2 separate regions of the Mus musculus genome follow, and region 1 is linked to region 2. Evidence: chromatin loops called from intact Hi-C (ENCODE). Cell type or tissue: heart. All regions are shown on one strand.

The links. A loop is a pair of places that touch in the nucleus more often than their neighbours do. Peaks named below come from ENCODE experiments on the same cell type or tissue, not always from the same donor. Only the 100,000 strongest peaks of a DNase experiment are listed, where the experiment ranks them.
Region 1: it touches region 2 in a loop (2.6-fold over the local background); 2 of 42 quality-filtered maps call a loop at or near these places.

Annotation. Positions count from the first base shown.
Region 1 is chr6:51,872,630-51,880,629 of GRCm38, forward strand. Skap2 (src family associated phosphoprotein 2) reads right to left here. Exons shown (of 13, transcript NM_018773.2): 10 at 7,142-7,219; 11 at 1,846-1,958. Among named protein-coding and RNA genes, the nearest start is that of Skap2, 140 kb to the right of the region's middle. In heart, a CTCF peak has its summit at 3,487 (motif pointing right); DNase peaks (open chromatin) are centred at 3,802 and 6,032; H3K27ac peaks cover 781 bases.
Region 2 is chr6:52,082,416-52,090,415 of GRCm38, forward strand. No RefSeq gene overlaps it. Among named protein-coding and RNA genes, the nearest start is that of Halr1, 17 kb to the right of the region's middle. In heart, a CTCF peak has its summit at 3,825; a DNase peak (open chromatin) is centred at 4,076; H3K4me3 peaks cover 450 bases; H3K27me3 peaks cover 5,882 bases.

The DNA.
Region 1 (8,000 bases), 210 kb before region 2:
TGTAGCAGAAGATGGCCTGGTCAGCCATCACTAGGAAGAGAGGCCCCTTGGTATTGCAAACTTTATATGCCCCAATACCAAGGGGCCTCTCTTGCCAGGGCCAAGAAGCGGGAGTGGGCGGGTAGGGGAGCAGGGCGGAGGGAGGGTATAGAGAACATCCGGGATAGCATTTGAAATGTATATAAAGAAAATATCTAATAAAAAATAAATTAAAAAAAAAGAAGCAGCCCATGTGGGCTTTACAAGCTCCACGTGTGCAAAGGAATACAGTGCTGTACCACATATCCCTACACTCTGAAATTTCAAATACAAGTTAATCAACCTTTGAATTTTATATACTCACAGCTACATTAGTTAAATAAACAGTGAGCTTGGTAAATTTGGGAGGAATTTCAGGAAAGTTTCCTGATAAGAACTGGGCCAAACAGTGTTATTTCTGTTAAGTAATTAACTTTAAAAGCTGCTATTTTAACTTGGGACAATTAAATGTTTGATAACAGACTTAGCCAAAAGCTGTCATGTGGATATGACAGTAAGATAACATAGCAACCCATGGATCCCACCATTGGGAGGCTGACTGGAGTTCACAACCAGCCTTGGCTTTGGGCTTCTCAATAAGTCGTAATCTGTATTATTAGTAAATATTCCTTCTCGCACTTCTCCTACTAATCTCCAAGTGCTTATGTATTATTCTTTAGGATTCCTGATGTCTAGAATGTGTCCTGGTATTGTACATGCTTTATATGGGATGGGATGGGATGGGATGGGATGGGATTAAGCAGAAGGGACAGAAATGAACTACTCTAGGAGTCAAGATAATATAGCTAGCTCATGTACTCTATCTGCACCAAGAATAGACAATCTTCATTAAGATGCCCACTCTAAGATTCTGTGACCAGCTGGGTCAAGATTTTCAGTGCCAGCCAACCAACATTAAAATCCAAAATGTGACATTATTTTCAAATTCTCTTTGTATCTAATAACACATATCATCTTTCTGAAATATCCAAAATATTTCTCAGCTCAATAATTTTAGGGTTATAAAGTGTTAGACTTATGACCTATATAACATTTCCCTGCTTATATTTAAGTCATTTTCATTCATGATTTGGTGCTAAGATAAGCTTAAAAACATTTTTAAAAATCCCTATAGTACAGTAGGAAAAACTTCAGAGTGAAAATTAAGAGAGTTCCAACACTGCATCAGAAACTGATGTCTGGAGCAGACAGGTTCTACAGTGCAGTGTCTTAAAAAGCAAAGACACGATTCTCATGTACATAAAGATGAGTTTGTGGCAATATACTTTGGTACTGCAATTACAAATATAGTGTGTTAAACTTTAAAAAATTACCTCAACTTGTCTGAATATAGAGCCTTTAAATTGTTGGAACACCCAATGTGTTTACACAAAGATGAAAACCTTTTTTTATAAACACAATGTTTCTACTGGAGAATGGCAGGCAAACTCAGAATAAGCACACAGAAGAATAAGGAGGAAGAAGCAAGAAAAACATAATTAATAACCTAATACCTTACAATGTTAACTTTCACATAAGTATATTGTTTCTGGATAAGGCAGTAGGTGGATGCCTGCCAAGGGCTAGAGTGACAGGTAAACACACGGCTAAGTTGAATCCTGTTATCTGATTGTGTTTAAATTCTGATTATAGTTCACTTGACAAAATAATTAATTATTGTGAACTTCCAATTGTTAACTAGGACCTAGAAGAATTCCAACTGGCATTTTTCCCTTGTGTTGTAAATTTAAATGCAGGAGAACTGAGCTGTGTATTTCCCGTTGACAGCTGTCATTTGTGGGGTGGGGTGGGGGGTAACTTTCTTACCTTGCTAAGAATGTAAATCACATCACCACGCTTAAAGGACAACTCATCAGACAGAGCTCCAGTGCAGTCCCACAGACCCTGGTAAAAATTAGCGTAATCAGTGCTTTTATCTCCTAGGAAAAAGAGAGAGAGACTTGGGGTTAAGGCTTGAATCAAAAGAAATTAAAGAACCATTTTAGATTGCCAAGAAAGAAGCCCTGGCCTGGATCATGGTACATCTTAGTGAACCTGCAACTACTCCTGAGCATGCTCATGAAGATTGTTTCAGAAGGTTTGGTTTTTCATGGCCCCCTCCACTTCTATCTGTAATCTATAACCTGTAGCAATTACATTCTCAAATAGCAAGGTGCTTCTGCTCATTTTTAATGGAAAGTCCTAAGCTCACTCGCTATGTGTTTAAAGAGCAACTGGTCTTACTGTACCATCAGAATATCTAAGGGACAGATTGGACATATCTGAAGTAACAATTTCATGGAGTTTAGAACACTTGATAAGAGCATAATAATAATAGCATACTTTAATACTCAAATATAAAGCATTTGTATCCAAAGTCTCTCAAAGTTGTCTCTAAAATACTTTTGCAGCTGTGAAATTGCTAATGCAGACTTTTGTTCGTCAGGTCTAGGACATTAGGCTCCCACAGTGGCGTTATCAGTTCATCCTTCTCCTGGCATAAGCACAATGGATGTGAAGTGCTCAAACTGCCATACACACCATTAACTGATTGATTATTTAGTGCTCGTCGCTCCGTAATACCACAGTAACTGGATAATGTATGCTTTGTCACTCACACAATGTGGCTCCTAAAACACAGCACACAGTTAAATACGCTGGATGCTTTTGTTACACAAGAGAACTGTTTCCTGTTTTTAATTTCGTGATAATTGAGTTCTGATGAGTTAAGGAAAAAAGACTGCAAGTTATATCAATAAGACACAAAATGCCCGTGTATTCACTAGCCAGGCGGAACACAGATGTGCTGACAGCTTCCATCGCTGCAATGTCAGCTTTGAATCCACGGGATAACGTGGACATGGATGCTGGATCAGGCTTGTCATCTCACTTTTAAACAAGAGGCGTCTTGGCAACCTCAATACAAACGGCCACATTAGTACAGTCAGCATAGTGTTGATCTCCACAAAGTATTAATTTATTAGGAGATTTAAATTCTCCTTAATGTCTTTAACATTTTTTAAAAAGGAGAATCTGAATAACATGGAATCTAAGTATTTGTGGGATGCACCGTTTCACTTAAATTTGTGAGAAAATAAACAAGGACTAGAAAATACAACCTAACAGAATCCTCTGTTAATTTTTATTTTTTAGGATGGAAAGAGAGGGACAATAGGAGCGGCATGATAGGATTGGGGGAGGGGAGGAGGAGGAGGAAGAAGGAGGGAGGAAGGGAGAGAGGGAGGGGGGAGAGGGAGGGAGGGAGAGGGAGAGAGAGAGAGAGAGAGAGACCGACCCTGTATTGGCCTCTCCACTGTAGTAGCACTTGGGCTCAGAGCACTAAAACCAGCAGGGGCATGTGCAAGCCCCAGAATCCAACCAGGAGCTAATAGTGCTTGTGGCCACCCCTATCACATCCTCCCCCAGCCCCCAGGCATATATTAAATACATTCTGTAAACAGACACTAGAGGGCACTCCAGCTGGCCAGATACCTCCAAGCATTGACCATTTCTTTCTTTCTTTTTTTTTTTTTTTAAAAATCACTTAATAATAAAGTGACTGATTTCCTTTAAAAACCACTTATTTAGACAAATAGAGATTTAGAATTGAAACATTCCTGTCAGATTAAATCAACTGCTAATTGGGTCAAATGTTGCACCCCATGTGGTCTCTCAGTGTCAGCTTGAAAGTCAAGGAGTTAGAGCAGACAGGATGACATCATCTCACACGTGAGGCCTGCCACACAGTTCTAGCCAAGTCAAAGAAGGTCTAAATAGCTAGTTTCCCCAGTAGCCCTTCCCCCACCCCCCAACTTGTTCCCCACGCTGCTCAGGCCTTAGGCTTGGTCCGAAGACGTGGAAGAAACAAACTTTGGCTGAAAAACTGAGGTCAAAGTTTTTGGTGGAGCTGTGGGATCCCAGGTCCCAGCTGTCCGGGCCCTCCTCTGGTTCAGACCTTCTCACAGTACTTTTCAATTAACATGTTTTTTGTTTGTTTTTTGTTTTGTTTTTTGTTTTTTTTTTTTTTAAGTAGGGGGAGGAAAGAAAGGACAAAAAACCCCAAGTATCCAGTGATTTTAAATACACATTCTTACCACTTTGGTTTCTCTTTCCCTGGATACACTTGGAGAGACTCCCATTAACACTAATGGGAGTTACAGGAGCAGCAAGGGGAGAGACCCCCACGGTGTACAAGATGCATCTCTCCCTAGATGTGCATCAGGGGCATTCCATTAAACCTCACTGCTGCAAGGAAGTCAGGGAAGAGCCAGGGATTCAGCAGAGCCGGGGAAAGACACATTTTCAACTGTGCCTCCTGTAATCTTGATGATGATGGAGTCCAAAAAATGACGGACGGTCGGTCCCATGGACAGTGAGCACCGCTGAGGAGCACTCTGTGTGCCATCTGTGCGTCTATGACTGGCGTTCTAAGTGAAGAGCGGGCATCTACAGTGAGGGGAAGGCCAGCAGTGTGTGTGCTAGCTGCCTCCCCGGAAAGCATGCCAGACAAAAAGAATCAGGAGTGATCTTATTTGTGGAAAGCAGGAAGCTCCTATAGCTTATCTCTAAAATGGAGTGGCTCTAAACACACATAGACAAAACTCATGTACAAAAACAGCTTTGAAAGCACAGAAGGCTCACAAACACTAGCAGTCTTTGCCTGTGCTCGGGGAGATAACCCACAGGACATGACTTTGCTTTGCTTTGTGGCACAGGGATAGCAGATGCAGAGCCTCGAGTAGGCTAGTCAGAATGCCTTCCTGCTGAGAACCATCCCTGGCCCCAAGAAAGGCAGGCATTCTGTAGACTATGGAACACTCACAAGCACAGATAATGTGGTTTCGCTGTCTTTACTCGGCATGTTAACACCATTCTATCTATACCACAGTCAATATTTTGAAAATTACACACAAAATGTCACCTTGCTATGTGTGCTGTCCTGAGGGGCATGAATTACTTTTGAAAGAAGGTTTAAAAAGGAAAGTTAGCTAGCCTTTGAAAAATGTACACAATGAGCTTTTAAATTTTTATAAAAATACATATTTGGCAAAGCTAACAGGATTGTTACCAAAGTACAAATTAAGCAAGTAACCGCCAGATAGTCCACAAACACAAGATTATAAAAGGCATGTTGACAATGAATGAAGCATGATGCCGACACCAGAGACCCTTTCCCTAAGTACTGCAAGCCTGAAAAGTGTTTTAGAAAGGACAGCAGATTTTTATATTGTTAAAAACATCAAGCGGGCCCATCTATATACCTATAAATATACATGACCTTTGTAAGATGAGTGAATGTGAAGCGACTTGTAGGAGACAAGATGAACTCAGCTTTACCTTTAGATTTTACATTGCAACACTGAGTCTCTTCCTGCAAAATTAGTCAATGTAAAAAATATACATCAAATTCTTGAGCGAGGTTAGAAGTTCACAAGATGAGATGCTAGGCAGAAAGCAACACTCTTGTCAGCTCAGTGCTCCTAGTGGCAAGCACAGAGTCCCTGACGGCTTGCTTTGCGAAGGCATTGAATGATGGCTTGAAAGAGCTCTGTGGCACAAGAGACAGACATTGCAGTATCTTGTGGCTATGGCATGAAAAGCTCATCAACTTACTGGATTCCTTTGAGAAAAACTCTTTTCCCCCTACCCTCAAAGGCAAACATTTGAGGCATGCTCACTTGTGCCTGTGGAAGGTCTATCTACTATCTGTTTCTACCCTCTCTACCTGCATAGACATTTTACAAAGAAACATGCATGCTCTTGGCAGAAGCATCATGATTCAGAACTTTAAAAACAGATACCTAATTTACTATCAAGCATAGAGTGCCTGGGCTTTGCTTGCTGCCATGTTTTACAACTCTATTTTATAGGGCAAGAGGGCTAACAACTAATGACTTTGTCTTGTTTCCTTTCTGTCAAGGAAAAAAAAAAAAGGCAAACCCAAACCTTCTACAGCAACCTGCTCCTGCCTTCCTGTCCAGGTCTAGAGTCAGGCCCGCTTCCTTCCCATATGTCACAGTAGGAAGGCCCCAGGAAAGCTACTTCCTGAACACGCACTGCTTGTCCACCCTGCTTCTGACAACTCAAAAGAGTGATGTATGGACATATCAGAGAGAGGAAGGTGACCCTAGCTCCAGCTCTTTACAGGACCTGGGGGTGACAGGGCAGACCTCACCCCAGCTGACATATGGCTGTGAAGAGGTGTAAAGTTCTGATAAGAAGGCTGCCCATCTCTTCTTTCCCTGTAAAATAAATGCTGGTTTATCAAAGTTAACTTCATGTTTGTGCTACAGATAGTTTATCTTGTGCTACTTGGAAATAGCAACAAGCAAGAAGAGTTGTCCGTATTGTGTGTGTGTACATGGTGTGCACATAATTAGTACTTGGGGCCCAGTGCCAGGTGGAAATGGATAGTGCAGAATATCTTCCCCAGTCTGCTAGGCAACCAGTGTCCTTTCCTCATTTTTAAGCTGCTGTCACTGGACTCTGGCATTTCTTACCCAATTCATTTGCTTTCTGTGTTAATCATATGCAATGAAGATATGCATGGCCAACATTTAAACAGGCTGCAGATCAATTAGCGGTCTTAAGTTTATCTGATTTTTATCAAAGAAGACAGAGCTGTGGGTCGATTGTCAGAGCCTGTGTCAAGTTGACCTTTTCAGAGATGTCTACATTGCCAGTCCCTTGGGCAACTTGTTGTCCCCTGTTAGTCTCTGAATGGCAGAAGTCTGTTCTGCTCAAGCACAAAGTATACACAGATGTCTATATTACATTCTTATAGGTTTGACAGCAACTGCATGTTGTATCTATAAACTGTCCTTTAGCAGTGACACTTCCTCAATGATGATAAGCTAATTTATGCAACTAAATCTCCTTTGTGCAGAAATGAAAGCTAATTGAGTCATTACAAAGTAATTCAGGAAGGAATACCTTGTATAAATTGGCTTACTTTATAAATCCTTCTCAAGTGGTTTTCATGCATCCTAAATGGGACTAAGCAGCTTATCAAGCATAAGACATACAGACCAAACAAGTCAACTTCTTCAGGGAGCTGTGCAAACATCCTCAGAGGGTTAGAAAGTGACTCTAACAAAACCAAAATAGACTTTGCCAGTGCTACCTGAGGTGTGATGCACACTGTCCCGACTTCCCTTCCCTTGCTCGTCCATCTTCACTGAAGCAGTGTCCTCTTCCTCCTCTGCAAATAAACAGAGTCAGTGGCACATTAACAGGCCCCATGTCAATCACAGCACCCACCCTGCTTAAAGAGCAAGACAAAGTCTACAGCACTTAATAATTATCTTTAAGAGCACAAAACACCCAAGATTCATATTCCTTTGTTAATAACCAAACAACATCCTCACCAAGGCTTACGTTGACCTGATACAATATAAGATATACCCTACTGTGTTGCACATTTGTTTTAAATGTACAGAGAAACTTGTCTGGAGCAATCTTAAATCCAGGACAGCCCTTAGACCTAGTAAAGTAACAGCCAACTTTATACAGATATGCTATATTATACTGAATAGCAGGAGTACTACAATACATGGTTCCTAAAACATCAAGACAGCACAGAAAACAGCGTCTGACATAAAATGCAGATGACCTGTAAGTCATCAAACCCCAGCCATGCTCGCTGGTTTCCTCACTTAGTCCTCTCACAAGAGGCTGCTAGATAGTCCTAACACTTAAAGGTCATTTCCCCAAATTCTACTGTGGATCTCCTATGTGTCACATATCGCAGAAGGAAAGGCTTTATAGATGAATGATTATAAATCCTCATTCTATAGATAAGTAAATTGAGATGCATAGGTGGCAAACTTCCAAAGCATGCGATTTAAAGTTGAGGCTGTGGGTATGAACCCATGTTCTTTATCCTCTCCGCAGTCAGTGCTTTGCTCAGACTTTGCTCCCACACACTCTAAGCACATCCCCTTCCCAGGATAGGGAATAAAATAGCAAGAAATTGTTTTAAA
Region 2 (8,000 bases):
GCCGTTTGCTGCAATTAGTAGAAACACTTTTATCATTTCTGCTTGCCTCGAGCTGTAACATTGTTCTTAGAAATGCCAGCAAGGTTAGGGGGAGCACTTCCAGGCATAGAGCGGGACTTGGCCTGAGCAGGAACTTTGTAATCGAGTATGTGAAGGCACAGAGCATTTTAAAGAGCACTATTAATGTGTGTACTCGAAGACTGCAATTTCAAATTAAGATGTCACTGAAGATTAACAAACCAGTTTCCACTCAGCCTTACCACTTTAAAGTTCTGAGGGTGGAAAGGGAGAGAGAAGTCCAACACAGGCTCAGAAGAGTCTCAGTAAAGTGAAAATGGGACTAGGGAGTTGGCTCAGTGGTTAAGAGCACAAGAACCTTGGTTCGAGTCCCAGCACCCACATGGCAGCTCCCAATCTAACTCTAGTCCTAGGGAGTTTCCTTCTGGCCTCCTTGAGCACAAGGCATGAATATGATTCACAGATGTACGTGCAGGAAAATCACCCCCACACATAAAACATAAGAAATTTTTCTTTTTTAGGTTTCTAACAGAGATCACAAGGAAATGTTTTTAAGTATTTTTGATTACTCAGAGCCAATAAAACATTAAATTCACAGCCCATGGTGTTGACAGGCAGAAATATAAAGAAAGGCCCTCTTGCCATTAAGATGGCCCAGTGGGTAAAGGTACCCACTGTCAAGTCTGAACACTGTAGTTTTATCTCTAGTACCTACAGAATGGGAGGAGAGAACTCACTCCTCCACGAGCACCATAGCATGGGCAACCCACGTCTATCCATTCACACCAGACAGATAGATGATTGAAAGATGGGTGGGTAGGTAGGTAGATAGATAGATAGATAGATAGATAGATAGATAGATAGATAGATAGATAGATAGAAGATGATAGATGAATAGATATGTAGATAATAGATATGTGGAGATAGATAGATAGATAGATAGATAGATAGATAGATAGATAGATAGACAGACAGAGTAATAGAATGATAGTTTGTATATGCTTGGCCCAGGGAGTGGCACCATTAGGAGGTGTGGTCTTGTTCAAGTAGGTGTGTCACTCTGGGTGTGGGCTTTAAGACCCTACTCCTAGTTGCCTGGAAGCAAGTATTCTGCTAGCAGCCTTCAGATGAAGATGTAGAACTCTCAGCTCCTCCTACACCATGCCTGCTTGCCTGCTGCCATGTTCGTGCCTTGATGATAATGAACTGAACCTCTGAGCCTGTAATCGAGCCCCATTTAAATGTTGTCCTTTATAAGACTTGCCTTGGCCATGGTGTTTGTTCACAGCAGTAAAACCCTATCTCAGACAGACAGACAGACAGACAGACAGACAGACAGACAACAGACAGAACAGTGTTTAAAAAGGCCTTCTTCAGCCAGGAGACCTAGTGGTTCTGGCCTATAATCTCAACTGCAGCATAGGTTGTCTGGGCTGCAGATCAAGTTCAATATCAGCCTAGATGAATTTAGTGACCCTCATCTCAAAATAAAAATACATAAATGGATACAGCCTACTAGCAGAATACATACCAGCATGTACAAGGTCCTGGGTTTAATCTCAGATGCTGAAAAAGGAAAGAGGAAGAGAGATGGGAAAGGGGTCTTCTAATTAGTTCCTCCACAGGTCAATATAATCCTGGATAAAATCTGAATCATGAGAGTTCAAATAAATAAATGGTGTGAAATTTAGCTTCATTGCTGGCTGAATTATAATGCATTTTATTCTTTGAAATGTGAATGTTAATATAGATTTCCTGACAATCATAAATATTTTTAACATAACACCTACTTCTTAGCTGAGGATTAGAGTTGATGTTAATACTAAAATATTCCTTAAAAGTCAATACTCTGTTAAAATTCCTCTTTGTCCACTATAGCTTTCGTTTATTTTCTGAGGTGCTGTTTTGAGATTATCATTCTCCTTACATTAAAATAGCTCTTTCCAATTAGATCTAGAACCTACAAGAACCTTCTCTGCAACTCCCGATTGCAAGCAGCAATTAAATATCAAATGCACGGAGTCTGGACCACAGAAATGTCCCAAGAGAGAAGGTCCATCACTTTCACTCTCCCATGCTGGCTAGGGAAGAACTAGCAAGCCCCTCTTCTTGTTCCTTGTTGTTCCTTGTTACTCATTACTACTTGTTACTATGGTAACCATACCCTAACGAACAAGCAAGGGCAAGAGAAGATGAGGTTCAGAGCTGAAACAGCTGGAGGTAAATCAAAGGTGAGTTTCCTTCCTAAGACCTCTCTCAACAGCAAGGTCCTTCTCACTCCAAGAATGGAGAGTAGCTGGTTGCCAGAGGAAGGCTGTCTCATTCCTATGTGCATCTAGGAAGAGGTACCACAGTGTGAGTCACAGGTGATGACTGGCTGACCAAGAACAAGCTATCTTGAAAACTCACAATTGCAACATCATGTGTTTGGTGCTATCGTCAATTAGATAGCTCTGTCCAGCTGTCTTCTAGACCTACACATTATGCCGTTCATCCCACACCACTGCTATAACAAATTGCCACAAACCTAGTGACTTAAAACAACTGCTGTGAACTCAGAGCCCCCAAAATTACATGTTGAAACCTTAATCCCAGAGTGACGATATTTGGAAATGGAACCCTTTTAGAGGTAGTTAGGCCATTAGTGTGAAGCCTTCATGGAGGCTTTAATGCTTTTACAAGAAGAGACAAGAGAGCCTGCCTCTTCTTTCTTTGCTTTCATGTAGGGAACCAAGGAGAACATAGCATCTTTATTTAAATCAGGAGACACTAGATCTACGAGCAATTTGGTCTTGACCTTCATGAGCTAAGGAACTGAGAAAACTAAATACCAAATCTATGATCGTCTCTTTATACCATCCCAAACTAAGACAATGGTATACATCTATCTTTTTTACAGTCCAGAGGTTTTAAGTGTTAGGTCAGCTTCACTGGGCAGAAGTCAAGGTATCAGTGGGACATAGTAGATGTTCATTGTTTCTGAAGGATCCGAGCGTGTCTCCTTGCCTCGGTTTCATTGTCTCACGCTGCCTGTGTTCTGTGGCTCATGGTTCCAATTTCAAGTTCTTCACCCGAGCTCTGTCATCATCACAGGGCCTTCCTCTGATTTTTCTCTCAATCTCCTGTGTCCCTCTTAAAACTGTGCTGTTCTGGACTCACAGTGATGATCCAGGGTAGTCTCCCCATGTCCGTAGCCTTGCCCTAATCACAGCTTCAGAATACCTTTTGTTATTGTAGGTAACAGCCACGGGGCAAGGCTTTAGGCTGTGGGTGTAGCTGGGGATCACTAACCCACAATCCTCTAGGGGGTCTGGCCTGGAGACAAAGCTGTGGAAATGAACACAGATGTATCCCTAAGTGTACAAGGGAAGAATCCGGGGCAGTCATTTCCTACTTTCATTACCCATAGTAGAATATGACAGCAAATCAGGGGACGTACAAAAGGAGCACGCCATGTTTGAGTCTAATGAAGCGGAGGTCAGACAGAATATTTTGTAATATGGAACAATGATCAAAAAGCATAGGTCAGAGACAGGATGTAATTTTAAATAAGTGCCGCTTTAATCACAGTGTCTACTGGAGGAAGAAGCTTATCTGGAGAGAAAAAATGAGGTGTAGCTCTGATTATGGTAAGGATTAAGTTAGACAGTTTATGCAAGAAACCAGCACAGTGCCTAACACGTGGTAGAAAACGCTTATGCTCATGATTTCTTCCAAGGCCATGAGATAAAAGCTTTTCTTCCTCTCGGCTTGCAATGATGGATCTACACACAGTTTCTGCCTTGACAGAAAAGCACTGCGTTTCACTCCCCGAAGAGGGTGCTGACACTAAGCTAAAGGAAATATCAGACGATGACCTCTCCCGAGGACTGCCAGCACCATCTTTGATGTGTAGTCTCTTTCCTGAAATGACCTCCTTTTCCTGGGTTAAAGTTGAGTAGCCGGGCATCAGCGGCTACTTGGGAAAGTGCTGAGTGGCTGATACGTGCTGTCAGCATTGTCCAAGGCCAGCCGGAGAATGTCCTCATGGCCCCTTCCTTTCCACTCACATCTGGCAAAGACTTGCGCTGTGATGCTTAGGAAGCTGGGAAGTGACGAAGACGAAGACGCATAGTGCTTTCCTGCCATATCACACACCCACTGAAAAGGCCGTCACCACAATGCTTTGTTTGTGAGTGGAAACAATAGGGAATCTTCCAGGGGATACTCCAGCCACTTTGGAGGATGTAAAAATCAGATGCCATAAAAAGGCCAAATGTCACCTCTTATCCATGTGCCAAAAATTTACTACCACAACTATTAAGTAATAATATCATATACTAAGTAGTAGTATTGTGTATAGAAAAAATACACATCTACGTGAATAAGCAGTTAAAGAGTTCATAACTTACCTATGGAAGCCTTACTTCTGCCCTGACCTGATACAGCTATTTCATCACTGGGGTTGGTAGACCTGACTTTCTCCTTCTCTCCTCTTTATCTGGAACCCAGATCTGTCTTTTGTCCTTACTATCCACATCACTTGTTAAAACCTTGTGCCATTTGCTAGAAAAGGCAGGAAGAGATAACCAACCACTTCTCAGATTGTGTTCATCCAAAAGCTCCCTGCCCTGCCCTCCGCACACCTCCGGAGGAACTGCTGCTCTCTTTGATCTATTTCACAGGAAAGATATATAATATAGGCAGAAAAAGATGTTTCAGGATTTTTTTTTTAGTACCCTACTGTGAAATTCTTCTAGAATGCCTGCTAAATGCAGTTATTTAGAAGCTGAAGAGATGGCTTAGCAGTTAAGAGCACTTGTAGCTCTTGCAGAGAGAGGACTGAGGTTCAAGTCCCAGTACCCATATGCTGGTTCACAACCATCCTTAACTCCAGTTCTAGGTTATCCAACACTCTCTTCTGACTTCCTGGGCACCAGGCACGTGTGTGGTGCACAGCACCCGTGCATGCAGGCAAAACACTCGTACACATAAAATAAGCAAACCAGTCAGAAACTAAAAATAGATGGAATTGTCCTGGTGGTTGTGTTTTCTCCCTTAAGTGACATTCAATCTTAAAAAGCAAGGCTCATACAATGGAGCAAACGCCTAAGACCGGTCTTAATGAATACAGCGAGTACTTCTACTAGACAGATGTCATCTGCAGGTGACCAATGTGAGCACTTTGATTCAGAATCAGCTGGAAAAAGCTACAGTCCTAAAAAGGGGTGGGAGTGGGGGCGGGGGGTAAAAGGGTGGGTTGTGAAAACACTGAAGAATTTTAAAGGATTAGAATTCCATCTCCAAGGCTTGGGACAGAGCAAATTGTCTCTGTAATAAATCATTATCCGTCCAGTGTGTGGTTGGCCTACTAAGCATCTTACCTGAGCTCAGAAACAAACGGAGTAAAAAGTAGCCGGAGACCGTCACGGTAAAGGGGGTTCCCACAAATAACAAATAACACAAACTCCGAAGGAAAATGCAAGCTGGACAATATTTATTGTGCCAGTTTAAAGACTAAGATCTATTACTATTTCCTGCCTGAGGCTTCAAAATTGTTCTCACTCTCCTATAATTTTCCAGCCATGGACAATGAGATTATGCGTGCACATGAGATCGTCCTCGGAGACAATTAGGTTATGGAGAACATTTCTCTGCTTCCTCCCGGGCTTCCTAGCACTGCTTCAAATCTAATAGTAATAGAGTGTTATAAAGGCAAATGAGTCAGTACAGTCCACTTCAGACTTAATCCCATACAATATATTTAAAATACTCCTATAATTTACTTGAACACCCATGTCCACAAGGCAATAAAGCAAATGAGCGTGTGTATCGATGAAGGGACAGAGAAGCAGTTGGCGCCCCAGTCCCTGACCCCTAATGGAGTCAACAACCTGAGTGGCCAGCCGTTACTGTTTGTTTCACTGCCCACCCGTGGCCAGCTTCACTCCAAGTAATATTTCCAATATGTATTATAGGACATTGGACAAATGGGTCTGATTTCTTAAAATAGCCACCACATGCGGGGAGCACAGGAAGTGCTGAGTGAGTATGTAAAGAGCAGATGAAAGTCCCCTAGCAAACGTTCAGTGTTGATGTGGGCACGCCATGTCAAAGACCAAGGCCTTGACCTCTGGGAAATTAGGATCCGAGTGACAAAAGTCTTCCTTTTGTCCTGGGATGAGCAAATGATTAAACAGTGTGTGCAAAGCAGCAACAGCAGCTTCCTCCTCCCAGATGTCTACACCCTGAAGCGGGCTCACCGACGGATACCTCCTTTTGAGACTAGCAAGCTCCTGTTGTGCCGGACATAATAAACACAGGGAAGTTCGAGGTTGCTGGAGTTGTTGGTGCCACTCCATCAGAGTATGCACAGCCCACCTGACCCCAGTGTCTGTCCCCTCTGCATCCCCTCACAGACCTGAGCCAGAGTTCTGGGACCCAAGCTGAGAGACGTAGCCATCTCAGCCTATAAAATGCAGCCTAGGATTCAAGGCCAGGCACCCCACACATACTCCTAACTTTCTTCCCACTTGTTTGTTTGTTTCAAGATGGGGTTTCTCTGTGTAGTCCTGGCTGTCCTAGAACTCACTCTGGAGACCAGGCTGGCCTCGAACTAAGAGATCCACCAGCTTCTGGTTCCTGAGTGCTGGGATTAGAGGTATGCACCACCACCACTACCCAGCTTCAACTTTCTTTCTATCCTCGTCTCTCAACACTCAATATAAAAACTCCCCCATACTACTTCTAATCACAGTCTTATGTCTTATCTGAAGCCATCTTGAAAGTTAAGTGCACTGTCGTCCTTTATCAGGTCGTTGGAATGAAACCTGGCAAAGCCTCATCCGACACTGGGTATTATTTTCTGCACCATTTAGTCAAATCCCTTCATATATGATGGTTTAAAAATTAAATAACCTGGACTTGAACACTTTTTCCATTTTTCAGTTTTAGGTTTGTTGCTATGTAAATTATCCCACTAATAATGAGAGCAAAAGGAACCCAGAAGCTCCCGTTAAAGAATCATTATTTAAAGCCGGGGCGTGGTGGCACACGCCTTTAATCCCAGCACTCGGGAGGCAGAGGCAGGCGGATTTCTGAGTTTGAGGCCAGCCTGGTCTACAAAGTGAGCTCCAGGACAGCCAGGGCTACACAGAGAAACCCTGTCTTTAAAACCAAAAACAAACAAACAAACAAACAAACAAACAGAATCATTGTTTAATTCTTGTATCAAATGGCACGATAGAAGGAGAGAGAACACTCAGGCAGCAACTGCACATTTGGAGCCTGCATCGTAAGCTGGAGAGTAGTGGGTGACTTCAGATCAGAGTCAGGAAATAGAAAAAAATGAGTTTTGATTGTCCAGTGGGGCCAGAGAATAAAGAAGTGCCCTAAAGACCCTACAGTGAGAGGGTCACAGCGCTGAAGAAGTCAGCTAGAAGATCCACCAACAGCCAACCCTGACTGGGAAGCCATCTGAGGAACAAAATAAACAACTTACATAGATTATAATCAAAACAAAAAAAATCTATGTGTCCATTCTGGTATAAAGAAATGATTAAACAAACAAACAAACAAACAAACAAACCAACAAACAAACAGCCTGAACACATTTCAACCCCAGAGCTCACATGGGAGAAGGAGAGAACTGATTCCCAAAAGTTAACCTGAACGCTACACATAGATTGAGGCAAAGGTACACACACATGCACACGCACACGCACACGAACGCACACACACACAAGCACACACAAGCACACACACACACACACAAGCACACACACGCACATATACACAATCAAACACACATACAGTGGGGGTGGGGGAGGGAGGAGAGGGAGAGAGAGATAAGTGGGGAATTTCGAGAGCTGAGCAAGCATCAGAATGGAGAGGAAAGAAGAATGAGACTGTCCCCTGGGCTCACCGGACCCCTCCTCTAAGTCCCTGCCCTCCTCCACCTTATCCCTCCTTCATTCCCTATATCCATGGCTTTTATCCTGAAA